2 separate regions of the Homo sapiens genome follow, and region 2 is linked to region 1. Evidence: read pairs that join two places in POLR2A ChIA-PET (ENCODE). Cell type or tissue: GM12878. All regions are shown on one strand. Links, peaks and the distances in the headings refer to the core of each region. The heading gives the core; the rest is flanking DNA. Region 1 overlaps NAB1 (NGFI-A binding protein 1). Region 2 overlaps NEMP2-DT (NEMP2 divergent transcript).

Region 1 (15,506 bases), core at 4,134-9,133:
GAACAAATGATTACCGTTTAAAAGATCAGTGAATAACAACAACAAATGGTCTTAAATTAATGCATTGTTTAATTCCTCTTCCCCTAACATCATTGGGATTCTTTTTATAGGACTGAGCAGGGGGAGGAACATTTAAGCTGATGGAAGTGGAAGTGGAAGTTGCTGTACATTGGCAGCAAGGCCTCCGAGTTAGCTTTTGAATGCAGTTAACTGGTTTCTCTTAACTGTGGAATTCATTGAAAAGTCAGACTCCGAGTGGTCGTTCCAGGATATCTTGAAAAGCCCAGGTAACAGTAGTTTTCAGCTGAGTGGATTTACAATACTCTAAGCTACCTGTATATAACGTGTTAAGGACCCATTTTATATTTACTTCAGATTGGAGAGAGGCAGGTAGAAGCTTTCTTTTGACTTATTTGACCTTCATGTTGAATCATTAATGGTTATAGATTTTATGAAAACAGAAAATCTTGTAAAAGTTTTCTTTCAAATCACATCAAGTTCATGTATGAAGGGGTGGGTGTTTAAATTATCACAGCCGGCTTTGGAAGGAAACTGAAACATTCTCTTAAAGCAAAAGCTTAGGAGGAGAACTCCTTTTCCAGTAGTAAGTGTGGGCCTCTAGAAAGCCTCCAGGGACCGAATTGGTTACTTAGTTATGTTGCATCTGTTATCTTGGCTTTGCAAATGTAGACTTGGTCCTATCAGTCTTTATGGAGATATTATATTCATAACTACTTTCTTACCCATGCAGAGGGCTTTCTCTTAAGAACTAGGGGGTTTCATTTTTTTTTTAAGTGGGTAAAGATGAGAAAGGATAAAACTTGAAAATTATTTTCTAAAATCATTGCCTTATCTCAGAAGAATAAAATATAAGCTTGAGTCTTTTAGTTCTTAAGTTTCTCTTTTGTATTTGTCTAACATATATTTTTTCTTATTGCTCATAAAAAGATTTAAAAGTATTTTTCCAGATTTCCTCATGTAATCTCTGCTCTATTCCATAATGTGAGGAGCACATATGCTGAGTTAATTGATCACCCTGTAAACCTTGCAAAGTTACAGTCCTCTTATTAAAAAAAGATAGTGTGTGTACTACTGAGAAGCCCCATGTCTTGGAGCTTCTGTGTCTTCCACAGTCTATTTTGATCATGTGTATGTATATACACATTACACATGTACTTTTTTTTTCTGTATTGCGTTGAAAGCCTATGGAGGAATTGCACGAGGTGTATGATAGGAAAGTAAATGTCCTTTCTTCCACCTCCAACACTTTATAGCAGCCCTTCTATTTGGTATAGTGTAGTTTAATATAGCTCTAAACTTGGGTCTGTAACTCCTGAGAGCTCTGTTTTTGTGAGTTAGTGCCCAGGTGGATGATAGATTCTCCCTGGAGTGGGAGGACAGGCAGAGCCTCCTTTAGGTGATTTAGAAGATGCAAGAACGTTTTTATCCAGAGGACTGAGGTGGCATGAATGTGAAGGTTGACCTAAAGAATTACCTGGGTCATCACAGTACCTGTAGGAGTTTGTGGTGCCCGGAGGATTTATTAAGTAGGAATCTTGTGCAGTGTGTCATATTTGCCTAATCATGGAAGTCTCCTGAGATGCATCTCAGGCACCTGGGAAACTGTATTTTTCAAAAGCACCCCAGGTGATTTCCTGGGTTTTAGTAGAAGCTACTGGGCCCTAATTCAGCCTTTGTTGTCTTTTGGGAAGTCATCAGGTAACCTGGTTATGCCCATACTAGCCCTTGCAAAGAAAGAGACATAAAATTTGCGGAAGTCAAAACAGATGTGGATGACACAGAGGTTCCAGGAGATGGGACTTCCGGTAGTCAGTGCTTAGAGTGGTAGGGACACCCATTCTCCTGGCTTGGAGTGACTGAGACTAGAATTTTGTGTAGCATTCTGATTGGTGGCATAAAACAAAAGTCCCAAGTTCAGTGACTTCTTGGCTTTCAGGGACGTCCCAGTTAACTATTGCTGCATACTGTCAGAGTTGAGAGTGGGTCTTCCATTTTTCTCTGATGCACATATTCTTTTAGCCTTCTGTTATTTTCTCCATAGAGGGCTACAGGGTACTTTTAATCCTAAGGGTGCATTTGATTACAACAAGTTTATTTGTTTCTCTTAAATGGAAGTACTTGGCCAACTCCTCTTTGTATGTGGGAGGTCTCCAGGCAACTGTGAACAACTTTTAAAGGCTGCTAAGAGGTCAAGAAGTACTTTGCTGAGTCTTGTTCTGTCTCTTTAAAAACAGACTTCTTTGTCTTGCTTGGGCTCAAAAAGTATGTTTCTTCCTTGGCTCTGTCTTAGGCTTTCTGCTGCTGCTTTGGAGTGATCACCCACCCTCCTTATTTTATCCTACAGCCCTCTCCCTGATACGTAGTTAGATTCTAGTCTATTATTTTGCATGCAGGGCCATTCTACATAAGCCTTCTACCCTGTGCCATGTGCGAGTGCCATGTGTTTGAAAGGGAATCCCATCATCCTCATTTTTCTGTGTCTCCAGTGCCTGTTAGAATTCTGAACTCTCAGATGTAATCTCGTAGTCACCTGTAACTCTTCCCTTAAACCACAGAGTGTCAATAAATGGTAACTGTTTTCTTCATCAATAAATGTCAATAAAGAGTAACTTCCTTCCTCACTTAGATCTAAGTGATCACCAAGTCTTGTCAGTTACTTGTTTGACTTTTCTCTACCTCTTCTTTCTTGATTCCTAAATTAACACCTTCTATTTCTCACCTCCAATTCATACTGAAATCTATCTTCCTCTGCCTGCCAGACTCATCTTGCTCATTTTTTCTCTATAAAATGGGAATAACTGTACCTGTGTCACAGGGCCATTGTGAGAATTAGACATACGTAATGTAAAGTGTTTATTGTATTGCCTGGCACAAAGTAAGTATTCAGCAAATGGTTAGCATACTCTGCTTCTTACCTCCTGCTAAATTTGACTATCTTTCACTCCACCTGCGTCCAAACCTTGGCAGTAGCAAAGTATATAGCCAAAAATACGGGACATGGAACCTTTGGTTTGATCCTTGGTTTGAACCTCCAGATTCCTGCTTACCATTTATTCTCTTTTGGGAAAGTACGTCAGTTTAGTTACTGACCTATAAGGTTTTTAGGAGTTCAGAATGAGATAAAGTATGTAGAGAGAATGCTGCCTTCACAGGCAGTCACGATGCAGATGCTTCTCGTTTTTGTTCTTAAAACCTGTAGTGTAACCTATTTGGTGTAAGGAGTTTGAAGCAAGTATGATGAGTTTTTACTTTTTTTTTTTTTTTTGGCAGGTTAAACCCATCCAGAGTAATGGCTGCGGCCTTACCCAGGACCCTGGGGGAGTTGCAGCTGTATAGAATATTACAAAAAGCCAATCTACTTTCTTATTTTGATGCCTTTATCCAACAAGGTGGTGATGATGTCCAGCAACTCTGTGAAGCAGGAGAAGAGGAGTTTTTGGAAATCATGGCACTCGTGGGCATGGCTAGCAAGCCCCTTCATGTTAGAAGGCTGCAGAAGGCTTTGAGAGACTGGGTCACAAACCCTGGGCTTTTCAATCAGCCACTGACTTCCCTTCCTGTCAGTAGCATACCCATCTATAAATTACCAGAGGGATCACCAACATGGCTGGGAATATCCTGCAGTAGTTATGAAAGGAGTAGCAATGCCCGGGAACCTCATTTAAAAATCCCCAAATGTGCTGCCACCACCTGTGTGCAGAGCTTGGGACAGGGGAAGTCAGATGTGGTTGGGAGCCTAGCACTGCAGAGTGTTGGTGAGTCCAGACTCTGGCAAGGCCACCATGCCACTGAGAGCGAGCACAGCCTCTCCCCAGCAGACCTGGGCTCCCCCGCGTCCCCAAAGGAGAGCAGTGAGGCGCTGGATGCTGCTGCTGCGCTCTCTGTGGCTGAGTGTGTGGAGCGGATGGCCCCCACACTGCCAAAAAGTGACTTGAATGAAGTGAAAGAGCTGCTAAAAACCAACAAGAAGTTGGCCAAAATGATTGGTCACATCTTTGAGATGAACGATGATGATCCACACAAAGAGGAGGAAATTCGGAAATACAGTGCAATATATGGCAGATTTGACTCAAAGAGGAAGGATGGGAAACATCTCACACTTCATGAGGTACAAAGCCCGCGTTGTTCCTTCTGTGTGTGTATGTGGCATGTTGCTAGTCGTTAGAGATAAATTTGGTAATAGTTTGCCACAAATGTGATACACTACCTGAAAGCAGTATTAAAAACATTGAGGTGTTAGCAACATGTAGCACTTTTGTGAAAATAGACCATATTTATTGTGTTCAGGGTATATTTGTATTGAACTTGAACATGTTTGAGCTTTGGAACTACAGTACGAGGTGACTTTTAGAAAAATGTCAGAATTTAAGCAGTGAAAGCGTAAAGTCTTTGCATTTGTAAGGCTGTTTGTTTTTTAATTAAAAAATAAAACTAGGTTTTAAATATAACTTTTAAAAAACATTTTTGTAGGCTTTTTTTAAAGAAAAAATTTCATAAAAATAGCAAGAACTTAAAGCAATTCTCAGCTAGCATAGAAAACAGTTAGATGAATGTTGGAAGAATTCTCACTTTGAACATTGTTTTGGTTTGATGTTTGGCATTAAACATTTTTATTTTATCTTTATAGTACTCTAGACATAGTCTGCTTAAGTTCATGTGTGTGTATATGTGTGTATAGATATAACATTTTGTCCATATAACATTATACTTCACGTGTGTGTATAAACTTTGGCATTTACTCCTTTTCTTGTCTATCTGGTCAACACATATCTTTAAAACTCAGCCAAGAATAAGCTTGTGTTTTCTGTAATCTTTTCCTTCAAGTAGAATGACCGTTCCTTTCCATTTTTATCCCTACATATACTTTTGTCACAATAACTTTAACTTCTTATTGTACTTATTTGTATACTGGTCTGTGCTTCACAGTATACTCTGGGTTTCTTCAAGGCAGAGATAATGTCTCCTTCATCTTTATATCCCCAGAGTCAAATGTACACAATAAGTGCTTGGAAAATAAATGCGTTTTCAAAAGTTAAAAAGACTATGTCATAGCTAATTTTTTTTTTTTTTTTGAGATGGGGGTCTCACTCTGTCACGCAAGCTAGAGTGCAGTGGGTGCAGCCTGGACCTCCAGGGTTCAAGCAGTCCTCCCTGCTCAGCCTCTTGAGTAGCTTGGACAACAGGTGTGTGCCACCACACCAAGTTAATTTTTTAAGTTTTTCATAGAGATGGGAGTTTCTCCATTGTTGCCCAGGCTGGTCTCAAGCTCCTGGGCTCAACTGATAGAACTGTCTTGTCCTCCCAAAGTGCTGGAATTACAGGTATGAGCCACTGTACCTAGCCTGATCTTTTTAAATAAATGATTTTAGACATGAATGTTGGAGCTTGAGATCAGATAATTGGTTAGCAGAATTACTTAAGTCATAGCCAGCCTGTGACTTGATCTATTTTGGGAGTATCCTTTGAACCAGTAGAGGAATCCACTAAAAGGGCTATATGGCTGTCATTAGTAGAAAAACAAAAGGCAAAATGTGTTGGCAATTTTAGTTTCATGCTTTAACCTAGTTTTCTTATAATTTTTAAAACATAGCAGATGAAATACAAAGTTGAGTCGAAATACATGTGTTTTTTATCAAAGTAAAAGTATTTCTAAAAGATTAACAAACCTAGTTAACCTGACTTAAAAAAAAATCATACCCTACTTTTAAAAAATGTAAAAAGAATTATTTTACACTTAGCTTTTGCTAAGGGGCTCTTTGCCTCTTTAGATAAGTAGGTACATATGATATTTAAGTGATGAGACCATGAATTTCACAAAATAAGGAAATACTCAAAATGAATGCCAGTAGGCTGAAATGTGGGGGTGGGGGCTTTGGAAGTTGTGGCTTGTGTTTTTGAAACTTAACTTAGGCCTTCTTGTTACTTGTACTCCAGTATGTGAATCTGGTCCAATAATATAGTTTAGGATAAATGTTTGTGAATCAGGAAGCTTTCTTAAAACTAGTAACTATCCAAGATCTTGGAAGAAATTACAGAATCCTGGGGGAATTGAAAGAAGGTACTATTAGGTATATCTTTTAGGTATTATGAGAATTTTGTATTTTTTCTCCTGATTATTTAAAATTAGCAGAAGTTTTTTTAGTTCTAAGTTCCTGAGATTAAAGAATGTTGCTAGTTTGTACTCAATTTCCACATAAGGAATACATGACTTACTCTTAATTCATTGTTGGCTTAATCTCACTGTTCTGAGGATTTTCTTCATATAAATTGTGTGGATACTGTTCTCTTAATCTTTCAAGACATAGAGCTGTATGTAGGTCACTGGTGGATGAAATTCAGGAAGCTATCTATACCTGTAAGTTTTTTTCAACTGTTCAAGTACATAAGATTATTTTTCTTGTAAGAAGAAGAAAATATTTGTTTATATATTTATAATAACATAATTTGTTTCCAAATGTACACCGTAAAGAATTATGGAATGACTTATTGTTAAGCCCCTCTTTTTTTTTTTTTTAAGCTAAAGAATCAGCAATAGTCCTACAGCCTGGCTAAGTACAGTCTGTTTTATAGGTGTCAGATTGTGAAGAGAGTGAGGGCTGAAGCTTAGAACCACACACCTTGCTGGTGTTCGGCAGGTGCCAAGGGACAAACCCAGAGGCGATATCAGAAAAAAGCCAGCAGGCAATGTTGCATCTATCATAAGGGGTGTTAATAGATAGTAGGTGGTAAACTAGGCAAGCAGTGTACCCCTAATGTTAAATCAGTGAATGGATGAGGAGAGAGCAACTAAAACTTGGGAACAGCAAGGCAATAGAGAATGTAGAAACTTGTAATACTCAGAAATGTAAGCAGGTAGATAATTTGGCATTACAGAATATTTGTCAGCAGATAGCAGCTTCCAGTCAAAGAGCTCTAGAAAGATAGGAAGGAGAAGAGGAGAATGTAGTCAGCGGGTAACTGTAAGCTGAGCAGAAGAAACTCTGCAGGAATTGGGGTGCTGAGCAGGTTACCAAGATAAGGACCCAGGCCTATAGAATAAACAGTGATGCCAAGCTTAGGTCAGTTTCCATTATAGTGCTGAGAAGTCAAGGCTGAGTGTTTCAGAGGAGGCCAGCAATTTCACCTTTGAGAGAGGAGGAATGCTGAATCTGAGAACCGCATAAACGTGGTCACATTATTAAGTTAGCTTGTTTTATTCTGAACTCTCAATCTCAGAATTCATAGATTTCAGCATCTAACACTTGAAATGCTGGACTTTTCCTTCTGATGATTTTTAAAAATGAATTATGGTAGTCTATTTCTTGAGTCAATTTTGGTAAGTTACATTTTTCTAAGAATATCCATTTCATCTGAGTTTTCAAACTTAGTGGCGTAAAGTTATTTATAGTTTTTTAAGACCTAATATTGACCTAATATTGATTGTACACTTATCTCTCCTTAGCTCCTGACCAACCTTGCCAAAGGTTTGCCAATTTTATTCTTTTTTAGAGATCTGCAAACTAGGGTCTGTGTGCCCAGTCTCACTCACCTCCTGTTTTTATAAATAAATTTTTATTGGCACACAGCTGGGCCTATTTATTTATGTACTGTTTGTGGCTGATTTTGAGCTACAATGGTGAGTTAAGTAGTTGTGACACAGGCTGTTTGGCCCGTAAAGCCTAAAATATTTACTCTCTGGCCTTTTACAGAAAAAGCTTGCCAACCTCTGATCTTTTTGAAGAAGCCACTCTGGGCTTAGTTGCTATTCTTGCTTGTGCTGTACACGTGTATATATTTGTCTCCTCTCTTAGTTATTTTATTGTTCTTATCTAACTTAATTTGGGTGCTTAGTTCATTAATTTTTAGTCATTCTTTTTCTAATATGAGCAATTAAAGTATAAATTTTCACTATGTATTGATTCAGTGTTATTCCCAAAGTTTTGTTATGAGGTTATTTTATTATTTTTCAATTTTAATTATTTTTATGATTTCTGACCATGTGTTATTTAAAAGTGTTTCTTTATTTCCAAATATGAGTAATTTTTTTTCCTTATTTTTCCTAATGATTTCTGACTTAATTACATTGAGGGCAAGAGAACATGGTTTGTGTGATGCCAACCCTTTAAAATTTGTTGAGAGTTTAGTTATGATTCATTTTGTGGTCTGTGTTTTTTACGTTTGGAAACGATATCTTAAGCAGTTGTTAGTAGAGTGTTCTATATGTGTCTGTTCTAACAAGCTTATTAATTCTGTCATTCAAATCTTATATTCTTAACTATTATTTTGTCTGCTTGCTCTGTCAGTAAAAAGAGTTGTGTACTAAAATTTTACTGATTGTAGTGTTGTCTGTTTCTCTTTGTATTACGCAGTAATCTTATTAACCTTTAATAATGTATTTTGCTTTAGAAAGCTATTTTCTTTAATGTTGATATAAATACATGAGCTCTCTTTTTGTTAGTCATTGCCTATTACATCTTTATATCTTTTTTTTTTTTGGAGACAGGGTTCACTTTGTCACCCTAGCTGGAATGCAGTGGTGAGATCACAGCTTACTGTATCCTCGACCTCCCAGGCTTAGGTGATTCTCCCACTCAGCCTCCTGGGTAGCTGGGACCACAGGCATGTGCCACCACACCTAGCTAATTTCTTTCTTTTCTTTTTTCCTTCCTTCCTTCCTTCCTTCCTTCCTTCCTTTCTTCCTCTCTTTCTTTCTTCTTTCCTTTTTTTTTTTTTTTTTTTTTTTTTTTTGTAGGGACAGGGTTTCCACGTTGCCCAGGCTGGTCTCAAACTCCTGGGCTCAAGCGATCTATCTGCTTCAGCCTCCCCAAGTGTTGGGATTACAGACGTGAGCCACCACACCTGGTCTATTCCTTATTATATCTTTATATCATCCTTTTATTTTCAGCCTTTCTGAATCCATGTTTTATATATATCTTTTATAAATACTGATCAGTTGGATTTTAAAGAACCCAGTCAGACATGCTTTGTTTTTTAACTGGAATATTTGGTCCATGTACATTTATTATATGACTAATATTTTGGATTTTTTTCCATTATTTTATTTGTATCTCCCCTCTAGCCCTGATATACTTTCTGTACAGATTTATCATCTGGGATTAGCTTCCTTCTATCGAAAGCTCTTTTAGGATTTTCTTAATGAAGGCCTACTGGTGGCAAACTCTGTCCTTCCCTACCTACTGGAAAATATCTTTATTTTGCCCTCATTTTTAATTACTATTTATTTGGGGTATTAAATTCTATAATGTTAGTGGTTTTCCCTTAGTAATTAAAGATACCTTTGTGTAAATTAGCGGGGCGTGGTGGCGGGCACCTGTAGTCCTAGCTACTCGGGAGGCTGAGGCAGGAGAATGGCGTGAACCTGGGAGGCGGAGCTTGCAGTGAGCCAAGATCATGCCACTGCACTCCAGCCTGGGCGACAGAGCAAGACTCCATCTCAAAAAAAAAAAAAAAGTTAGTGGTTATTCTGCTATTTATTGTGTACTTTTAAAATCTTGTTTCTGTCCAATTCTCCTCTCCTGATTCTCAAGTTTCGTGGTTATTTTTACTGTACTGCTTTTTAGTCGTATTTTCAAATCCCTTTGTTTCTTCAAATGAAGTCTTTGAGGGTCTGATTTTGCTGTCTGTTGTTTCTACTAGTGTTCACTTTTGTTGCCTTGTTTCTTTTGATGTTTTATGATTTATGTGAATTCATATTTCTTGGAACTTTAACTGTGAGAACATTTGGAGTCCCGGGAAGAAAGTGAATTCCCTAGAGGTTATTTGCTTTTTCTTTTTACTGGGCATCTGGGGACATTACAAATCTAAGACCCTATGAAAATAAATTCTCAGCCCACTTAGTGTGAATTATGGTTGATTGGGGGTTATGAAATCTTAAGAGAGTATCTTCTGTTCTCTCCCAGTCATTACTAGGGTTCAAGACAGATAATTTTCTTTGCATTCTCCTGGGGGTACAGACGTATTTCTAATTCAGCCTTACATTGGGTGTGTGTGGTGAGGTTTCAGCTTTATGGAGGAGGCATCTTAGACTCTTCAATTCTGATGGGCTGTGGGCTTTGCCTCTTTTTTCCTTCCCATTCTCCTCAACCCCATGAGGCCATGAAGATTGAAACTCAAGCTCATCAAGTTTAGCGACTGTCCCTAACTTAAACTTCTTTGAGGTACTGTACTCATTAATTTTGGCCTCAATGTCCTTATTCTCATCAGCTCATTGAGCATTTAAAAGATGATCCCCTCCCTATTTTATTTAACATTTTTAGTTTTTTTTTTCTGAGAGGGGCCAGTAATGGTACCTAGCCCTCCCAGTGCTGGAAATGAAAGTCCTGATTGCCTTTTGAGCCTCCCTATCACACAGTTGTTCACAGTGTTTTTGTGCCAACAGTACTTAAAGTCACAATCATTTAATTGTTGGAGATTATAATTTTAACAACCTGTAAAGAAAGTTTTTTTAGGAATCAGTAAACCACTCTTCTTAAGGATAAAGATAACTGTAGTAAGTCCAGTTTTTAAGTCCGGTTATAAAAGATAGCTAACTTTAAGAGGCCGGGCATGGTGGCTCACGCCTGTAATCCCAGCACTTTGGGAGGCCAAGGTGGGTGGATTGCTTGAGGTCAGGAGTTCGAGACCAGCCTGGCCAACATGATGAAACCCCGTCTGTACTAAAAATACAAAAAAATTGGCTGGGCATGGTGGCACATGCCTGTAGTCCCAGTAACTTGGGAGGCTGAGACAGGAGAATCGCTTGAACCCGGGGCGCTGAGGTTGCGCCACTGCATTCCAGCCTGGGAGACAGAGTGAGACTCCATCTCAAAAAAAAAAGAAAAAGGAAGCGAACTTTAAGAAATCTTTCACATAAAGATATGGTGGAATTTTGGTATTTTGGGCCACAAAAAGAGGAAATGGAGGAAATAAGTAAACCAGTAAGGGAGAATATCTTGTTACTTTATCCTTTTAACAAAATTAGAGTATTGGCATTCAGAAAAAGCTAACAGTGCTGCTGCAAGTGACGGGAATATTTTCATATTTTCCCAACTGCTTGGGAATATTTTCATTTTTCTTTTGTAATTATATCATGATAGTTATTGATGTGTTCATTATTAGCAGCTAGGGAGCATGAAATCTAGGTAACTCTGACAGAACACGTGTTTTTAAGGGAGAGGCTTCATGAATCAGCTTTTTATTACAACTTGGGGGTGAGCTAGAGTTACTTCTCCAGCCTCAGTTTTTTACCAGGTTCCCTGAGGGCCTGGAGTTTAGTCTACTTTTTTGGTTTGTGGGAGCCTGAATTCAGTGACAATGAATGCATTATGTTTATTTTTCTTGGTTTCTGGAAAGGTAAGAGAAGGAATACTAGAATATTGTTTTCAGTTTATGTTGAAAAGTTATTTTCTGTGTTTGTGCATAAGCTAGTACCTCTGAAATGTTGTCAGTTAAAACATCTTACTGAAAATCAGAGGTTTCCTTAGTAATTTAGATTTATTAATATGAAAAATAAATCGCTACATAAAAAGCTATTTGAGAATCCTCTTCAAGGTCATTTAGCTACTGCCATGCTGAAACTGATTTATTTTGAATATCATTATTTAAAGTATACATTTCACTTTTAACTCCAATAACATTGTGCCTTTCAAAGGCACTTAGGGGAGGAATTTATCTATTGATGACTCTTTAGGAGGAGTGGAGAAGGCTGAAAATAAATTCTTCCTTCAATTATGCTTTCATATTCAGCTATGGGTTTAAAATAGGAGACCTGGGTTTATTATTATAACTTGCTGTCAGTGGCCAAATTAATTGTCTCAGAACAAATTAATATAAATTACAGTTATAAATTTGGGGAGGAGGATGTTAAATATCTATATCATACCATGTACCATAACACATTCTAGATGGTTTAAATACTTAGGTGGGAAAAGTAAAACGATTAGACTAAATTATGGAACATTTATATATTATTAGAGTAGGAAGAGATTTTCTTTGCCTGTCACCCAAGGCATAGAAACTGTATGGCTAATGACAAACTTAAAAAAAAATCCCATTACATATGATGAAGAGTTAATGCTGTTAATAAAGAATTCCTGAAGTTCTAAGAACATGAAACATTGTAATGAGTCAAAGATGTAAGAAAAACCTTTAGTTTCATAGTCAAAGGGATGCAAATTACAACCAAATGCTGTTTTAGAAATATAAAATTGGTAAAGTTTTAAAAAGATAATAACTAGTGTTGGTCAAGATTGTAGGAAATGGACTCATCATGTAATTATTGACAGCATTATGATTTAGAGAAACTTTTCTGAGGGTAGTTAGGTGGAATGTATAAATTTCTTAAAATTTTAGTATACCCTGTGACCTAACTGGTCTATTTGTAGGAATTTATTGCAAAGAAATAATTGGATATGTGTGCAAAGGTACACATTTAAGAATCTCTTATGCAGCTTTTTTTTAAATAGTCTATGGAAAACTGGAGGTAGTTTGATGTCCAGAGTGAAGGTAGTTTAAATAATATATGGTTGTTTTCTACAATGGAATATTGTATGTGTGGGTAGTAAAAGTGATATTATAAAGGATTTTTCAATTCATTCGTCAGTCAACAGATATATATTGAACTTCCAGCCCATGCCAGATGCTAATGTAAACAAGCCACGTCTCTGCCTTAATACATCGGTAGAAATGAAAAATATAGCATATGTAACTGAAAAAAGTAGATTACAAATTTGTATGTACATATATACTTAATGTTTATATGTACACTGAAATATTGGAATAATGTATATTAGAATATTGTCATTCTGGATGGAATGATTGCATGCTATTTATTTTTGTTTTCAAAAATTTTAAGTAAGAAAAATTATTCTAAATAAAGATGAGATGCCTGGGTAGGGAGAAAGGGTGACTACAGTAGTCCCCTCTTATCTGTGAGGGACACATTCCAAGACCCCCAGTTGGATGCCTGAAACTGCAAATGGTACCAAACCTTATATATACTGTTCGTCCCTATACATGCATACCTATGATAAAGTTTAACTTATAAATTAGGCACAGCAAGAGATTAACAACAATAACTATTAATAATAATAAAGTAGGACAATTAGAACAATATGCCAGCATTACTGCTCTTGCACTTTGGGGCCATTGTTGAGTCAAATAAGGGTAACTGGAATATGAGCACTGAGATATCAGAAGAGTCCATCTGTTGACTGAGATGGCCACCAAGTGACTGACAGCCAGGAGTATAGACAGTGTAGATACACTGGACAAAGGGATGATTCATCACTTGGATGAGACAGAGTGAGATGGCACACAGTTTAAAACTTATGAATTGTTTATTTGTATAATTTTTCATTTAATATTTTTGGGTCCCAGTTGACCACAGGTAACTGAAACCTCAGACAGCAAAACTGTGGGTAAGGGGGTACTGCCGTACCTGATTTCTTATGAAAAGAAAACAAGAATTAACACTAACCACAACCTTATGCCAGGTGTGTCTCCTCATCTACATCTTGTTAGAGCCTTTTGGGATAGTGATATTATCCCATTTTGCCTCTCAGAATACCAAGTACCAAGCCTCTCAAAAGTTTTGCATGTCCAGAGTCACAGCTGGTAAATGATGAAGCAGGACTCTCCTCAGGTCTGTCTGCCATCACGTCCCATTTTCTTTTTGCTAATCATCATGCCTTGGCTAAGTACATCTTTTGCATATTAAAAAAGTCTGATATACCTCTTGACAGTTTCCTATATCTATTGACAAAATTATGTGAAAAAATTTCTAGTTTGTTAAACAATTACAGATTTTGTGTTTAGGGTAACAAAATTTTAGTACAAAGTGTTTGGTCAACTAGCAACTCTATATTGGCAATATTTAATAATTACTGAATTATGAAAGGGTGGTAGAATTAGATGGATCTTAGAGATTAGTCCAACACCTTGATTTTCCAATATAGCCCTAGTATATGATAACTCTGTTTTTTACTAAGTGATTTGATAAATGTTTAAAATCATATGGTCTTGATTCCTTTTTAAGAATTTTCATGTCAGTTCATAAAAAATCTGTCAGACCATCTACATTCATTTTTGGTTAGAGAAATGGTGTCAGCAAATCCTGTATTCTAATATTTTGGGTTTTTTTATAAGCGAGTTGCAGAATATTTTTTACTTTTTATTTTCCTTGTCGTCTATAAACTCTCCTATCTAACCAAAAAAAGGATATAAATAAATAAAATCAAGATGACTATTATGATTAATTTGGGCTCTGTGAGATGGCAGATGAGTTGGTTTTCTTCTGAAATTCGGCATTAGGAATAATTAGGAATAAATACCATTCTGATTTTTATGAATAATGATTCCATTATATAATGGTGTAACATTCTTATATTTTAAGTGAAACCTTTTGCATTTTGATGAAATTAAAATGTTCTTAATTTTGAAACTCTGTTTTGGATATCCAGCTCACTGTTAATGAAGCGGCTGCTCAACTCTGTGTGAAGGATAATGCCCTGCTGACAAGAAGAGATGAGCTTTTTGCCTTGGCTCGACAGATTTCTCGAGAAGTCACCTATAAATATACTTACAGAACCACCAAGTAAGTATTTAACTAATCGTCATTATTTTTGCATTGCTTGAGAGAAGTAGAGTTCGAAACATCATCTATTGATAGAATATAAGCATTTCTGAAAAAGTGGAAGTATGATTATTGTTCTATGAAACTAAACAATGCAGTGATTTTGAAAACATTGCCAAGGTGATTTTTGTTGTTTAATTCTCACTGTTCTCTTTTGAAAGGCATCATTCTCTAGTTACTATAGCATTGTTCTGGTAGTGGTTTTAAACATTCTTCTCTCATACACACACTTTGGTTTTGAGTGTGACGAGGGGATTTAGTCAGACAGCATTTATAGACGTATTTGTACACCCGCTAACTACGTGAACTTGTTGAACTCTGAGGAAATAGAATGGTCCTTTTTGCAAGGTGTTTGAATCTGATGAGATTAGCTGAATATGTAAAACGACTCTATTGACTAGTATCTAAGGGAAAATTGAAAGATACTTCTATTACTAGCACATGGGTTATGGAACACAAGTTTGAAATAAAACGTGATGTTAAAAAGCAATGGTGGTTTCAAAATTTAATGTAAACACAGCATATTTTTCTTCACCCTATCCTTACTTGAGCCATAAGCATTGTCTACAGGATAGGACCATTTGATTTTGTTCACTTGATTCCACACAGACCCCGATTTCCAGCCCGCATTGTGTTGTGCCTGCCACTGTTTCTCTGGATGCAGATGACCACTGCATTAGAGTAACTCTAAGTTTTTGTTGAAAATTCACATTCTGAGCACCCTTTCCAGCCCTAATCAATCACATTCTTTGGGGATGGAACTCTGGAATCTGAACTTTCACAAGCATCCCAGAGCATTCTTGTGCATCCTAAGTTTGAAAACCAGCACTATAGGCATTTGCCATCATTACCATTATTTTTCCTAATTCACAGC
Region 2 (15,506 bases), core at 5,197-10,196, 79 kb before region 1:
TTTACTTTTTTTTTTTTTTGAGGCAGGGTCTCCCTCTGTCACCCAGGCTGGAATGCACAATCGTGGTTTACTGCAGCCTCAACCTCCTGGGCTCAAGTGATCTTAATACTTCAGCCTCCTGAGTAGCTGGGACCACAGGTGCACACCACCACACCTGGCTTATTTTAAAATTTTTTTTCTAGAGACAGGGTCTCGCTATGCTGCCCAAGCTAGTCTTGAATTTCTGGTCTCAAGCAATCCTTCTGCCTTAGCCTCCCAAAGTGCTGGGATTACAAAAGTGAGCCAGCATGCCCTGCCTGCATTACTTTTTGTAATGTTTATTGCCGTGGAAAATCACTGACAACTTGAATCAGGTTGTATTTGTTACTATGAGACTCTTAAATTATCTGAACCGTATGGTTGGAAACAATGATTTCTAGAACTAGCATCAGCTTTCAAGGTTTGTTGATGGAAGAGAGTACTTAAGCTAATAAATGTAACTTGTTAAATGAAACGGGAAACATCAAAATGCAGCTAAGCATTAAGAAAATGAAAGAGAAAAGTTTCCCTAGGAGAGAAGAAATTAATGAAATGTGTATCTTAATGTATCCCTGAAGATGGTATTTCTGCAACATACTGAATTGAGGGTGAATTTACTAGTTTATGGAGCGGGGTGGGGCGGGGGGGGATCTGGTTCTTTTCTCCACTTGTGCTGTGCTGACTTGTTTCGTATGTGTTTTGGATACATGTGGTGATAGCAACCTGTTAGTCTCTGGTAAAACCCAGTCCAAAGATATGTGAAGCCTGGACACGTGAGGCTGAATAAGGATGTCCTAGAGCCATGAAATACATTAACATTGTTGGGCAGTTATGGCAACGGAAAAACAGTGTTAATATAGGGAGTAAGTAGGCACTTTATAGGCAAAGAGGACATGCCTTTTCTGTATGCAACGAGCTTTGCAAATTCTAACTCCACCCTAATTATAACTGCCTTGTTCTCATGAAGTTCACTGTCAGCAACTGTTTATTCACCAGGTACAATATTATGCATAATACACTGGGCTGAGAACTGTGAGGGATACAATTTGGAAAGACAGGGCCCCTGGTCTTAAGATGCCATTGAAAAGCACAGACTGTGTTCGGGAATCAGTAAGTCCAGTGTGTAGATGACAGCGTTAGTGGGGAAAAATGGAATACAGAGTTGAAAGGTGTATTGGAGCCAGATTGTTAGGTTTTTGAATGCAAAATTTATATGTTAGGATGCTATTATTTGGAAAGTGGGGACTTACTCAATTTTTTTTAACATTAAAAGAAAATAATCAAATCTGTTTCTGGCTATTCACATTTTTTTGGTCCCATTGGTATCTTTTTTTAGATGGTACATTTTCAGTGAACAAAAACAGTATCTATTTCGCTTAATGTCCAGTGCAATGTCATAGATTATGTGTAATATTTAGGTTCACGTAAATAATGGCTGTTCTTAAAAATTCACATGTTCTTATTATGGAATGATTAAAGGACCCTCATTTTTCTTAATATTTATTTAGCTAAACTATCATCCTCCTCACCAAGGAATAACAAGAAAGCTGGGCAACTGTGGCAAATTATTTGCCCAAGAGGATCACTTTTAAACCCTAGTGAAGCTGGGAGCAGTGGCTCACACCTGTAATCCCAGCACTTTGGGAGGCTGAGGCGGGCAGATCACCTGAGGTCAGGAGTTCAAGACCGGCCTGGCCAACATAGTGAAACCCCACCTCTACTAAAAATACAAAAAGCCGGGTGTGATGGCGCATGCCTTTAGTCCCAGCTACTCAGGAGGCTGAGGCAGGAGAATCGCTTGAGCCTGGGAAGTGGAGGTTGCAGTGACCCGAGATTGCACCACTGCACTCCAGCCTGGGTGACAGAGTGAGACTCCATCTTAAAAACAAAAACAAAAACAAAAACAAAAAACTTAGTGAAGCTATCAGGTATTGGAGAGCATGGAAATGCTATAAACCAATACATTCTATATTTTATTGATACAGCATTTTTTCAATGTTTTGTCTACAGACAGATCCCAGGGGATTAACATATATTTAAATTACCTAACTTTCCAGTTGGACATAAACAATCTTATCCTTCTCTTTCATTGTCCTTTATATCTTCTGTGGGGTCTCCTGGGCTTGTGTAACTTGTCATAATGGACAGGATGTGAGGGATGCTACCACAGACAGACACCATATTGTAAATCTGAAGAATGGACAGAGGAAAACTTGCAACAGAATTAGAGGAAAGAAGAAATGATGGTGACTATTGCAAAGCCTGGAATGGTTCCCTTGGGAATTTAAGGAGGGAAAACAAGAGTTTCTGTAGTTTCCAGAAATAGAACTGCCTGCCAGCTTCCTTCCATCCTCCCTCTTAGCCTAGCTGCAGGAGAAGAACAGGCAGGCACATGCAGGCTGATGACTTTCCTGCTTGTGACAGCTCCAGATTACAAATGTGCAGAACAAGATTACAGTGCCAGCATTCCCAGGCCCAGGGAGCAAAGGCAGGTGGGCCGGGATGAGGTGAAGGAATATTAAAATAAAATAAAATAAGTACGGGTGATAATGAAAAGAAGAGGAAGTGTGGGGTAGTATATATGGTGTTAAGATGCTAGGAGAAGACTGAGGGCATGAGACAGAAAGCCCTGTACTGCCTGGGCGTGTATCTGAGAGATATGTGGGTGTGTTTGCAGAGGAAGTTGTGGGGGCATGTGTGTGTGCAGAATGTGTGTTAGGGAGGGGTTTTATTGGTATAGGAGTGGGAGGGTGTGTACAGCAGGGTGTGGAGTGCAGGGGTGGAGGGAAAAAAAAAGCGGAGGGAGGGAGGACTTTTATGGAGTGCCAGGAACACCCATTTCACAAAGGAAAATTGCCAGCTGCCAGCAAGTCAAATCTCCTTTGTGGGAACGGATCAGCTCCCCACAGTGGATTCTGGCCTCTGATCTGACCCCAGGATGTTTGCCAGATATTTGACCCCTGAAGGGAGGGACACAGTTTCTGGATTTTTACCACACCCTGATGCGTGCTCTTTCCCAGGGACTGATGTGTTTGCTTATATATTATCATAGTGTTGGTCACAGGGCAGCATTGTTTGGCAGACAGTCTAGTGAATAGAACTGTAAGTTAGAAATAAATACTTTCCAGTCTTGGTTTGTGTGTGTGTGTCCTTTTTGATGGCCTTTGAAACCCTACGATAGTACTTCTGTGCCTTGGTTCCCAATTTTTCTAGTAACAAGAAAGAAAACATCAGCTAGATAAGGAAATATAGTGTAGAATTAATAACTGCAATGAATACATAATTTTAAAGACACATGGGTGACAGATTTTAATCTAGTATGAGAAATAACTTCTACTAATTAGAATTGTTCAAAACTAGGAGAGGTTAGCATAAAATGTGATATGTGTCATATTATTCTACATATTCAAGTGGAGCGAAGATGACCAGTTGTAGGGTGTTTAGGGGGAATTCCAGCAGCAAATAACAGTATACTTAAGATGCCCGAAGAATTATGCAAAAACTCTGAGATGTTATGATTCTAGGACTATAGTGTGCTTAAGTAATACAGAATTATCTTGAATATTTAAGTGTTATAAATATGAAATAATCAATACACAAAATGACCAAGGAACAAAATGTCCACTGCATGATTAGCACCTTTATTGGGCAACCAAGATGTATGGCATATAAATGCAGAAATAACTTGGGGCCCAAGTCTTCCACAGTAACCCCAAAACAAACTAAATATAGAGAAAGAAGGCTATGTTGTGTAGCAGGGAAAAGTATTCAATAAAAACAGGCTGAAACTCTTATCAGTCGTTCCTGAATAGCCTCTATCTATTTCTATGAGAGATCCAGTCCAACTTAGTGGAGTACTGAAAGAATGCTAGAAGTGTTTTCTTCAGTGATTAAAAACTTTCAGATGTTTGTTGACCACCCAGTTCAGACATATCCCAGGTCTCCGTTTGAGAGATGGTAGAGGAGTCCTCAGAACTTCCTTAGCTTTCCAAAGGCTGTTAAGACTTCTCAACAGTCTTGTTGAGTCTTAGTGTTCTCATTCAGTCTAATGTACTTTGAATCACGTGGGGATCTATTAAAAAGTGATTCTGATTCAGTAGGCCTGGGGCGAGGCCTAAGATTCTGCACTTCTAAGAGAGGCTGATGATGCGTGTCCACAGGCCACTCACAGAAGCAAGGCTGTAGGTGAAAGCAGATAGGAAACTCTAGGTACCCTGGGCAAGGGCAGACAATGCATCAAGGGAATGAGATCAATACTACCCCATCCACAGAATCACAAAATTAAGAGTATAAAAGGAGAGAAGCCTTGTGATGCCATCTAAAAACCATCATTTGGCTCTTTAGTGGCGAATATAAGAGTTCTGTGTGGGCTGGACTGGAGTCTCCTTAGGGTGGTGATAATATGGTCTGTTAGGGTAAATGTCAGGGACTTCTTGGAAATTCCAGGTTCTGCTGTCAAGTAGATAAAGTTTGTTTTGGTCCCGTCTTCCCTGCTGATCTCACACTTCTTAAAACATGACTTTTCCTAAGAGGAAACTGTAATCTTTTCTTTAGGACAGACCTCAACAAATTGCCTTAATTTCCTCTACAGAATCAGATGGGAAGGAATTTAAGGTGTGGCCTTTCCCATGGAAGTCTTTAAGACTCCAAATTTTCAAGACACTACAGGATAAAGCTCTATCAGCAAAATGCCAAACTGTGACAGGTAGAAAAATATTGTGATGGGCGGGTTTGCTTAAATAGCTTTCTGATTCCTCCACAGACTGACATTACCCAGGATAACAGGAGTGGGGAGAAGTGTCAGTGTTGGGAAGGATTGTAAGAAGGGTCTCCATCTCATTCTAACTGATTAGAATTGAGAAGGTTGCAGGATTAAAATATTGGTGCAAAGGAAAGACATTTGAGGACATGGAGTAGCTAAGGTTGTTAACCATTCTCCAAACGCTTATTTATTTTACTTCAATGAATCAGAAATAATTGGATTCCACCCTGTTTCTCTTCTCAGAACAGATAGTAACTAATGTTGTACCATATATTTTAAACTATACTAAGAATATAAGAATTACTTGCTTCAACCATCCACAACTTAGCTCACCAGCAGTGTTGTCCATCTGGAACATAACTAAAAACCAGGAATTATGCAAAAAGTTCCCTGAGTAGGCAAAATAGATGTCATTTTAAATTCATGCACTAAAGCTCATAAGAGCTCAAGGTTTTAGTATTTATATAATCAACATTTCCCACTTAATGGCAGTAATCCATTACTGAAAATCAGATGTTCTACATTTTAAAAGCTGACCAGAAACTATTTCCCATTATTTGGAATGGAAAAAAATATAATGTGTTACACATCAGCTTTAAACCAACAAATTTCTTAAAAAGTAACTAAAACACAGAAAAGTGTGTATATGTAAGTAACGAACTACCATATTATTATGTAAAATGATCAAACCATGTTTGCTGATCATCTAAGGATTGATACAGTTAATAGCTACTTTATATGCTGTGATGTCTCTGTTAGTACCAGTGACAGAAAAACTTACCTTAGTTTATAATGTACACTTTTTAAAGTGCGTGCACATGATTCTGACATTCTACAAATTATATTTCTTTTCTTATGTATTGCTTTGTTAAAAATGTTCTATTGAGTTATAAATATGCAAATATACATTTTTTCCTATAAAAACATAGCCAAAAAATGATATGTTGAGAGATATATATGTTCTATGAAGTTGGGTATTAAAAACCAATAAATATTCTATGGGAAAAATGTTAACTGGGGAGATATTTGCAGTACATGTCTAGTGCCGTGCTGGAGCCCATTTATATTGGTTCCCAAGAGATGACTGTTAAAGTTTTAGGAATTTTGCAATTCCTAAAAAGTCATATTGGTAACTTGAAATTGGCCATGATGGGAGTATTTACACCACAAAAATAGGCAAATGCTATAAATCGGGGATTCCCTCCAACTCCCTGAAAGCTGGTAGTGCGGCATTTACCAGCATTCCACTGAGTGTTCCTATACTTTATCAAATGTAAGAGGTCATAGGTTGCTGGATGGACTGTATCATAGTAAGGATATGCTAGAGGTGTGTTATAATAAAAAATAACCTCCAAACACCAGTGGCTTACACAACAAAAGTTTATTTTATGCTGCAATGAGAGTCAATTGAGGCCTCTGTTCTACTTAGTCACTCGGGAACCATAAGCTGATAGAGGCTCCATTATCTCTATAAGAGGCTTCAGGGTTTACTGTGGTGTGAGCAAAGACATCTGGAATCAAGAGCTAGTTTTTCTATGCTTTGACCCACAAATAACATAATTCATTTTCCACCTGTATCCCTCTGGCCAGAACTCATCACATAGCTCAGCCTACCTATAAGAGCGCCGGGACACATGAGGGAACAGATGGAATATTGGGAGACCACTGATACTCCTTTTACATATACACCATTATTTTATATGCCTCTAAGGAATAAAAACCCACTATCAATTAAACTATGATGTAAGGCTTTCTTAGAATTAGATATTTGGACATAGACCTTAAAAAAATCATTTATCTCTTTTTTGCATACCAAAGAAGGTAAATTAATCAAAATAAATTAGTTGAAGTGTTCTTTAAAACTTCTGCACATTTGAAGAAGGTTGGCTTCTGATTCAGAGTTGCTGGTATGTGCTTTTCTACAGAGCATCAGACTCTGTACGAGCAAGAGCAGGGGTGAGGAAGCATTTCTTAAAAGAGTGCTCTGTGATAGTCTTTAAGACTTTTGTCTAAACCATGGTCACACAGTATGCAAGTTTTAATTCTGGAGCTTTATCGATCATATGAAGATGTTCGTGGAGGTTTTCTAACAATAACAGATCCTCACTTTTTCCTCAATTGGCCTCAGAAGTTCCATTGTTTACAGATTTGCAGCTGTCTGGTCAGGCCCTGACACTAACAGCCAAGTCACTACGTTTTCAGCAAGCTTGTTATTTAATGGACCAAGTTCTCATATAACTAAGAGGCAACTATCTCATGAATGCTGCTTGGCTAGATGTGATTGTGAGAAGTCATAGATTATAAGACCTATCCTGAAGTCAGAGATGTTGAAATGTAAAAATAGAGTGTGTTTTGGAATCTATTAAATGTCATACTTACCTAAGAGGAGCTTGAACTGAAATGCAGCCTTAACGATTTTTAAAAACTTGATGGGCAGAAGGAGAGAGGGCAACCTCTGTGATTTGAAAGTCATAGGTCTTTTTTTTTTTTTTTTAATCCCTAGAGATGACAGCTGGCAATCACTTTTAGGGAAGATTGTTCTTTCATTTTGAGAAAACAATCAGAATGAGTCATTTAGGTATTCAAACATAAATGAAGGCCTTGTTCTGAATTGGTGATTTTCAGCCAGGGTGACTCTGAGTGGCTAACATCTGTATTTTAACTCAACAGATTTTAAACGCCTGTTTTGTAATCTACAGGAATGTATCTCTGCATGTTGCGTCTTCCTTAGATAAATACTGATTGTCTTCAAAGTGTAAATTTGGATTATACTGGGACTTAAAGTATCACATATTCATTTGGAGATTTGTGTATATTCTTACTTAGAAGCAAAATCTGGCGATTTCATGTAGGATGTGCAGGCAAGATTTGCATCTCCTGCTATCAGACAGACCACACAGAAGAGCAGAACTGGACTTGGTAGAGCTCAACCAGGCCTGGACTGTCAATGTCTGAGAGCCACATCAGGTTGAATCATCTACAGTGTATTGATGTTGGACTGTTGTGTTTTCACGCATTGTCCTAATGGGTGCCATGGGACATGTTCATGGTTTTACTGGTCTTGTAATTTTAGGAAAAGTACTAAGATGCTGGTGCCAATAAATGATAAGTGAAGAAGTAGGCCATTCCCTCTTTGGCGCCTGGCCATGGATCTGTGCTTGGAGTTATGGATATCTTTGGCCTGCTTCCAAGTTTGGGTTGATAGGGATGGGAACTAAACAGGCATATCCCTATTGAGGACTGAGAGTGGGTTCCAGCCTCTCTGGGTTCAGGAGTAAGCTAGCAGTAGTAGTACAAAAATGTGCTTCCCCTCTGTTATTCCCCAGCCTTCAGTTAAACTTGTTAAAAGTGCAACTTTGTCTCTGGGGGCTAGAATGAAGTAAGCGAAGGTCTGTTTCACACTGAGATGACATGACAAAGTGGAAAGTAGAATGCTTTCCTCTGAGGTCAAAGAGGTAGGGTGGCAAATTAAGAGTGAAAGGTTTTTTTCTGCAATCACATTCACAATAGGGAATATGGAAGCCTGAAGAACATGGAAGACCAAAAATTTTCTTTGAAGCAAGCATAAACACTGAAAGAAATCAAAGGAAAAATCCACCATAGCTCCCTGGAACCAGGTCATGGTCAAATAGTGCCGCAAATCTCAGCTGATGTCCTGGGTCCTAAGAAATCACTTTCTCCTAAGAAATCATACTCAGTACAATTATGGGTGTTCATCATGATAGCTCCAAGTCCTCAAGAAAATGTTAAGTTTGTCAAACTTGTGTAAGAGCACATAAAAATTCATGCCACTGCTGAGAAAGACTTTTACACAATTTGTTAATATAAAGAAAATATGGCCAGGCATGGTGGCTCATGCTTATAATCCCAGCACTTTGGGAGGCCCAGGCAGGAGGATTACTTGAGGCCAGGAATTTAAGACCAGACTGGGAAACATAGCAAGGCCCTATCTTTGCAAAAAAAATTTTAAAAATTAGCTAAGTGTGGTGGCACACACCTGTGGTCTCAGCTACTTGGGAGGCTGAGGTGGGAGAATAGCTTGAGCCCAGTAGTTCAAGGTTACAGTGAGCTATGATTACACCACTGCTCTCCAGCCTAAGTGACAGAGTAAGACTCAATCCAACAAACAAACAAAAAACAACAATGAAAGAAAGAAAGAAAGAAAGAAAGAAAGAAAGAAAGAAAGAAAGAAAGAAAGAAAGAAAGAAAGAGACATAATGTACTAGCTTAACTTCCAGTCAGTTGGAAAGCTTGGTTACTGTAGATGTTGATATCCCTGAGAAACCTGGATAACCAGAGATTTGCTGTGTTCAGTCCATGGCACAGGCACTGCAGGACATTTTAAAGACAAACATGGTATTTTCCCTGAAAGCATTTGGAAACGTTCCCTGTGTGTTTCTAACAATGCTCTAGCAGCTCATATGAATCTAACAAGGATGAATTTATCTAAATCTTTCTTTATCCTATTTATATTTGTGGACTATGCAACATCTTGAGGATAATGAGTTCCATATGTTTACTACCCACTGTATAAAGTAATGCCATCTTTTATTTATCTTTAAACTACTTACATAGAATTTCAATGGGTGCCCCTGAATTTTAGCATTCCAGGATTTGAATATGTTCTCACTTTAGGGCTGCCTCTAGCCCATACAGGCCTCTATGCAGATAAGAAACAGCACCCACTCTGGGTGCTTAATTTAGAATGGGTGCTCCCTCTTTCGGACAGATACAGCCTTATGCCAGATGCATGGCTCAGTGAGAGGAGCATGGGCTAGATTTCAACCCCAGTCTAGTCCCCCACCCCCATGTCATGCCCTTGGCTAGGTGCCCTTGCAAAGTACAACTGGTACAGCCATATACAGCAGCCAGGCCTCACCATAGAGGTCCTACAAAGAGTATAGAGTTTTGGTCATATCCTCTCTCAGGTATCATCTCCCTAAAGGATCATAGTCTTTCTGTTGATTCCTAATTTCGATCCTATTGATCCTTCTCTGCCTTCCTCGAGATATGGGGCTCAGGCTGAGGAGCAGTCCAGGCACTCTGCATTCTCCTTGGGACCCTCTGGATCCAGCGACAGTCATCAGGCTGTTGGGCTCTAGGGCAGTTACAAAACAGGGGCCAGAGGAACCAGTCAATAATGGATTCCATTTGTAGAGCTTCAAACAAATAACCCAGAGAGGATCATCTTATAATCATAGCTTAGGTTAATGTCCCCTAGACACACCGTTTGCTTATTGCCCACACAGAGAGTTGTTGGAAACTTTTCTATCCCTTGTCTAAGCTTGGTGAGGTTTTTCTTCATTTTCTCTCCATCAGTTCAGAACTGTACCAACTGCCACCTATCAGAATTCGTTCTGTATTCCCCTTTCAAAAACATATTCAATGCCTAAATCATACAATAACTAGCAATAATATAAGGACAATACAACTTTTAAAAAATACTGAAGATCATGATTTTTTTAATAAAGTCTAACCCTATTCTTTTTAGATTCACTCACCCAGCACAGTGTCTGACATGTGATTGATACTCAATGATGAATGAATGGCTAAGTACCCCCGAAGTCAGTTTCGTTTTGGTTTTGTTTTTTGTTTATATATAAACAGTCTGTTGTAAACATTTGCAAGACCTGCATTCTCCTTGTTCTCTCAGTGATCACTGGAACTTGAGTGATACATGGATCATGTATTAGATCCTTTTAGCATGTTGAGTATAGCACTTAGTCATCTAGTGAAATTTAATGTGATTGTCTAACATTCTTTCATCTCAGATCTTTGTCCCCATATTTAAAATACATCAAGTATTTCTAAAACAAAACTTTCAGTTTTGGTTATATCAGTAGATAAAATGTTTACATATTTTTCTTCCTTCTACTATAGTAGAGATTTTCGGGGAGAGAAACATTCAATACCAACCCCAACTAAGAGGTTTTTATCCTAAGCACCATCTCTTCAATGAAGAATTCTGTTACTTCAAATTGTTTAGTTAAAAATGTTTTAAAATTTTATTAGAAAAAATTTTAAACACATAAAAATAGAGTTAAAAATAGTAAAAGGAACTAACAGATACCTATCATCCTGATTCAACAATTATCAATAGCGCTTGAATTTAATCTATTTAAAAAATATATGCCTTGACTTCTATTGTCCCTCCTGAGGTAGAAATTTTCGGGTTCTTTCTCCTCTTGTGAGAATTTTCATTTTCATCTCTTGTGGAAGGTTGAAAATTTATTTATGTAATCACATAAGTTCCCACCACTTCCATGTACATCGTACACACAATGATATGAGATGCTAATTCAATTCCCAGTCACCGGCTGTTCAAGTGCCACTCCCACATTGCTGCTAGATAATTCTCTGTCCTGATCGAGACACTTTTCTGTGGATCTCTCACATTTTTGCACACCCTGTGAGCAAAGCACCAACTTGCTCTTTCTTCCTGTAAAAGGATGTTTGTATAGTGAAGAGCCTTGAAAGCTGGAGCTAGTGTCTCTCTCTGGAGCAAAGGGCAGGCGTACTTACTGACCATTATAAAAGATTCAGTTTCCCTAAGCTCAGGTTCTCCTCCTGTAACCCAAGCTGCTGCAAGGGATGATGTCACCTGACCCTCTGTGCCACCTGTTGGAATTGGGACTTGAGGAACAAAGGCAAAAACACGGATACTCTGGCTATTGCTATTGATGTGAGTAATAAGCCATTCTTCATCGCTGATCTTGGAATCTTGGGTTTTCCATGAAACTATGGCAGGCTAATTTCTTGGTCTGCAAGTAGGGCAAAGGTCAGACTCTTCACAGTTCTTCACAGTTTGGTAATGATGGTGAGATGCTGACAAAGACATGGCTTTCTGGAAGAGGAAAGATGAGTAGTCCACAAGCCTATTAATAGGATTTGGGGACGTTCATAGGACTTAGTAGTGAATTGACCAAATTGTATGGCCAGCTGGGGAATAAATTGTCCTCTACTTTACTGCTATTGCTAGTGAGAAGGAATTGAGAAGGTAATTGTAGGAACTGCAGGTTGAGTATCAGGAAGTAGGCTCCGAAATAGTTGTTCAAATAGTGCGCTGCTTGTTGCTAACTTTGCTCTGGGTGAGGGAACTTCCTCACCAGCCGAGGGGTCAACCTCAAATTTCTCCCACTGTAACAGCCAGCACTAAGATTCCTCTCTTTCAGACAAGTTAGAGACACACATCTACACTGAGCATGAAAGGAGGAAAATCTACCTACCAGTGTGGGCAAAACCCAGACAAATCATTGGAACTTTGGCTGGTTAGCTTAGCAGATGAGGCTTTGGGTAAGTAAAGCTTATTAAGAAAAAATGGCAAAAGTTGGGCTTTTTTATAGCTCAAAACCTCCTGTAATCTCTAACGCAGATCTTAAATCCAGTTGGAGATGGCAGTAGAAAGTCTCAGACATTTTTGCAGTGGGACCTGGTGGCTAAAAGGGAACTTTGGCCTATTTTGGAAGATTTTCCTGAAAAAGAAAAACTCCTGTGGGGAACCAGAGATGAGGCATTGACTAGGATCCAGGCTTTCAATGGCCTAGATTATAAAATGTTGGTGGATGATAATGAGAAAATAATCTCTCAATCTTTCTGTCTCTTTCTCTTTCTTCCCCTGACCTAAGCTAGGTTAAGGAAAAATGATTAGAGATGGGGCCAAGGTCTTCCTGTCCTCAAGGGGAATGAAAGACCATACACATTCATCCCAGTATGGCGGGGAATCTTGGAGAGAGAATCAAACTTTTATGACTCTGTTGAATACAGAACCTACCTAGACCTGTGGGAGGAAAAGGCATGCAAATTCAGTTAGTGGGGTTAGGCAGGGTTCATAGTGGGGAAAGAAAGCTAGCCTGACCTTGTGGATGGGGTCCTTTGGGCCAATTCAATGTGCTGTTACTGCTGCTTCCACATCACAATGTAAGTAGGAATTGATGCTTGTACTTGCCTGTCCCATAACTGCCAGAAAAGAGATTATCCTAATTGAGAAGAGCTGTCCAAAGCCCTCATTATATAGATGACAGCTTGTTGATTGGCAAGTCAGAAGCCTCAGTTTAGTCACCCTTATCAGAGGTGGCTGATAAACTCTGACAAAATTCACGGGCCTGTTGACCAAGAAAAGTTTCTCAGTACTATGTGGTTGGATACATATCACTCAATTTCTTTCGTAGTCAAGGAAAAACTGCTCTCTTTTGATCCCTACTACCAAGTATTAGAGACAGTATGTACCTCACTAGAGAATTCTATTTGAATATCTTTATATGGGCTAACTTTCAAATCAGCATCTTCTGAGTGGGACCCAAATGAATAAGCTGCATTGGAAGCTATCCTGCAAGTTATAACACACTCTGTACTTTGGGGCCCCATCACCCTAATGACCCTTCTGGACTACAAGTCTCTCTGACTGATGATTTTGTTGACTGGAGCCTCTAGCAAAAGGAGGTCATTTCTACCCAGAGATTCCCCCTTGAGGTTTTAGACTCATCACCTCCCTGATGCAGCTACCAGGAATGCCCCTTTTGAAAAAGTGGCTATTAGCTTGCTATGTGCTCTTGTCAACACTGAGTGCCTGACCCTTGGAAGCCTTGTGCCTTTCTGACGTGATATTCCTATTTTGGGGTGAGTCTTTTGGATTCAATGACTGACAAGTGGGGAAGGACCCAATAAGCTTCACTAGTCAAATGTGATGAAAATGTCACATTTAAGAACACAACCAGCATGACTTCAGTAGCATCTAGGCTTTACCAGTAAGATTGGTACCTATTGCTTTGGGGGAATACTCTATCCACACTGCCAACTGAAGCAATGTCACTGGTTCTACAAGGTCTTCAATTCACAGCAGTTTCCCTAGAATCCTGGGCCTGGTTGGTTCAATTAAGCCAAAACCTGGTGGTATTCACTGGGCTGCTGTGGCTGTTCAACCTCAGTGTCAGCAACACAAAACCAAAAATGAAGGAGGTTGCTCCACTCCATGGACAGAACTCAAGCTGTTCTCATGGCTCTGGCCAATGCTATCCTTGAAGAACCCTGTTATATTTTTTACTGATTCGAGCCATTGCCAATGGCCTACCTGTTTGGTCTGCCACTTAGAAACTAAAGACTGGCCAATTCAAATACCCCTATTTAGGGCTGCAAACTGTGGAGATAAATTGTGGCTGCTGAAGGAATTGTCTGGATGAAGCCTATGACAAGAATCCAGTCTCTGATAGAGTACCAGGACTCAGGTTGCTGATTAAGCCTGTTCTGCCCAGATTGCCATCATTGCTGCCTGGGTCCATCACCATAATGGACAAGGAAACACATCCATGGTCACAGACTGGGCACAAAGTAAAGGTCTCTATGCTCCTGATGCAGATGCTATGACTGCATGCCAGACTTGGAACTTCTGCCAAAAGTTGCAACAAAGGGAGGACACATCACATTGGGCATTGACCCACCTGCAATGGCAGATTGACATTTGACTTTTGATTCCCTCTCACGACAGTCCATGGGACCTCACTGCTGTGGACTCTTTTCCAGATTATGGTGTTTTTGTTCCAGTTGATCATCCAATTCTGGCCACACCATTATGGCATTTGAAACTAATCCATGCCATGTTTTGGGCTGTCTAAATGATCTGAAGTCTGACACTAGTGTGCCTTTTATCACAAAAGTCATTCAACAGTGTGCTGATGTTGAAGTTATTTGATGAACCTTCCATGCTCGTCAACTGAGCCATCTGTGGGCATCTGGTATTGTGGAACATTGGAATGGTCTCCTCATTAACATCTCCTATTCTTCTTCCCTCACCTTCTCCTGATCAACACACCTTAGTAAGACAATTGATCATTCAATGCCAGTCTTACTGGGAAGGGATCATTTACTCTCAGTTGCTTCCTGAGTAATGATTAGGAGCAAAGAGGTGAGAGTTATATAGACTTATTTTAAAAATTCAGGACTCTGCCCAAATATTCCTGGGCATGATGTTTTTATTTTTCTCCTAATGGCAACTCCAAGCCAGTCTGGTTGGTTCATCTGCTAACTGTTGTGAGTAATAAAGCCTTTTGTCTTAACCAGATTCTTATTCTTATTTCCTTATTTCTTCTACCAGAATTCATAAAACTATGGCAGGCTAACTTGTTAGCTTGCAAGTAGGGTAAAATATCAGATCTTCATAGTTCTTGGCTATATTCCCACAATGAAGAACAGCCTGGATTATAAAACATGTACAGCACACAGCTGTACAGAATGAGGCTTGCTTTTTACCTTTCTGCCTAGTGTGCCCAAACTGACAGTGATAACTTTGTGACATATGCTCTTATGGACTCAGCAAGATCATACTAAGAACATTTTGACAAAAAAAGGAAATAAGTAGGATTCAGGCACTATTTGTTCCCCCCTTGTATTGCCATGCAGGGGGAGAAATTTTGTGTTTTCTTTGCCAGTTGCCATCATACTTAGAGGGTCCAGGGTGTGATGACTTATAGGAGAGTGTGCCACTTAATGACCCTTCCTCAGTGGTGACAATGTGTACAACAAAGAAACTAATTACAGTAAAGATTGTCTGCAGCTCAAATCAGAGTTGCCTAATTGAGTCTAATATCATTGCTGATAGCTATGAATATGTTCAAAGAATTTGTTGTGAAAGCACCTCTCATGTTTACTATTGTGATTCCACCTCCATGCAATGAGATTACAGTTCAGAAGGTTCCTAGTACTGTAGGGATAATGCTAGCTTGCTCTGCGTGTG

What was found. Peaks named below come from ENCODE experiments on the same cell type or tissue, not always from the same donor. Only the 100,000 strongest peaks of a DNase experiment are listed, where the experiment ranks them.
Region 2: POLR2A ChIA-PET joins it to region 1 with 10 read pairs; 6 of 35 experiments call an interaction of 5 or more read pairs at or near these places.

Annotation. Positions count from the first base shown.
Region 1 is chr2:190,655,867-190,671,372 of GRCh38, forward strand. It overlaps NAB1 (NGFI-A binding protein 1), which reads left to right. Exons shown (of 10, transcript NM_005966.4): 3 at 111-287; 4 at 3,292-4,129; 5 at 14,460-14,593. The coding sequence starts at 3,311. Among named protein-coding and RNA genes, the nearest start is that of NAB1, 15 kb to the left of the region's middle. In GM12878, for the core only: no CTCF peak of the experiment used is centred there; no DNase peak of the experiment used is centred there; H3K27ac peaks cover 188 bases.
Region 2 is chr2:190,575,974-190,591,479 of GRCh38, forward strand. The region is part of intron 4 of NEMP2-DT (NEMP2 divergent transcript); the gene reads left to right. It also overlaps a transcript of NEMP2 not described here. Among named protein-coding and RNA genes, the nearest start is that of NEMP2-DT, 49 kb to the left of the region's middle. RefSeq lists an enhancer at 7,267-7,436. In GM12878, for the core only: no CTCF peak of the experiment used is centred there; DNase peaks (open chromatin) are centred at 7,398 and 8,098; H3K4me3 peaks cover 813 bases; H3K27ac peaks cover 1,373 bases.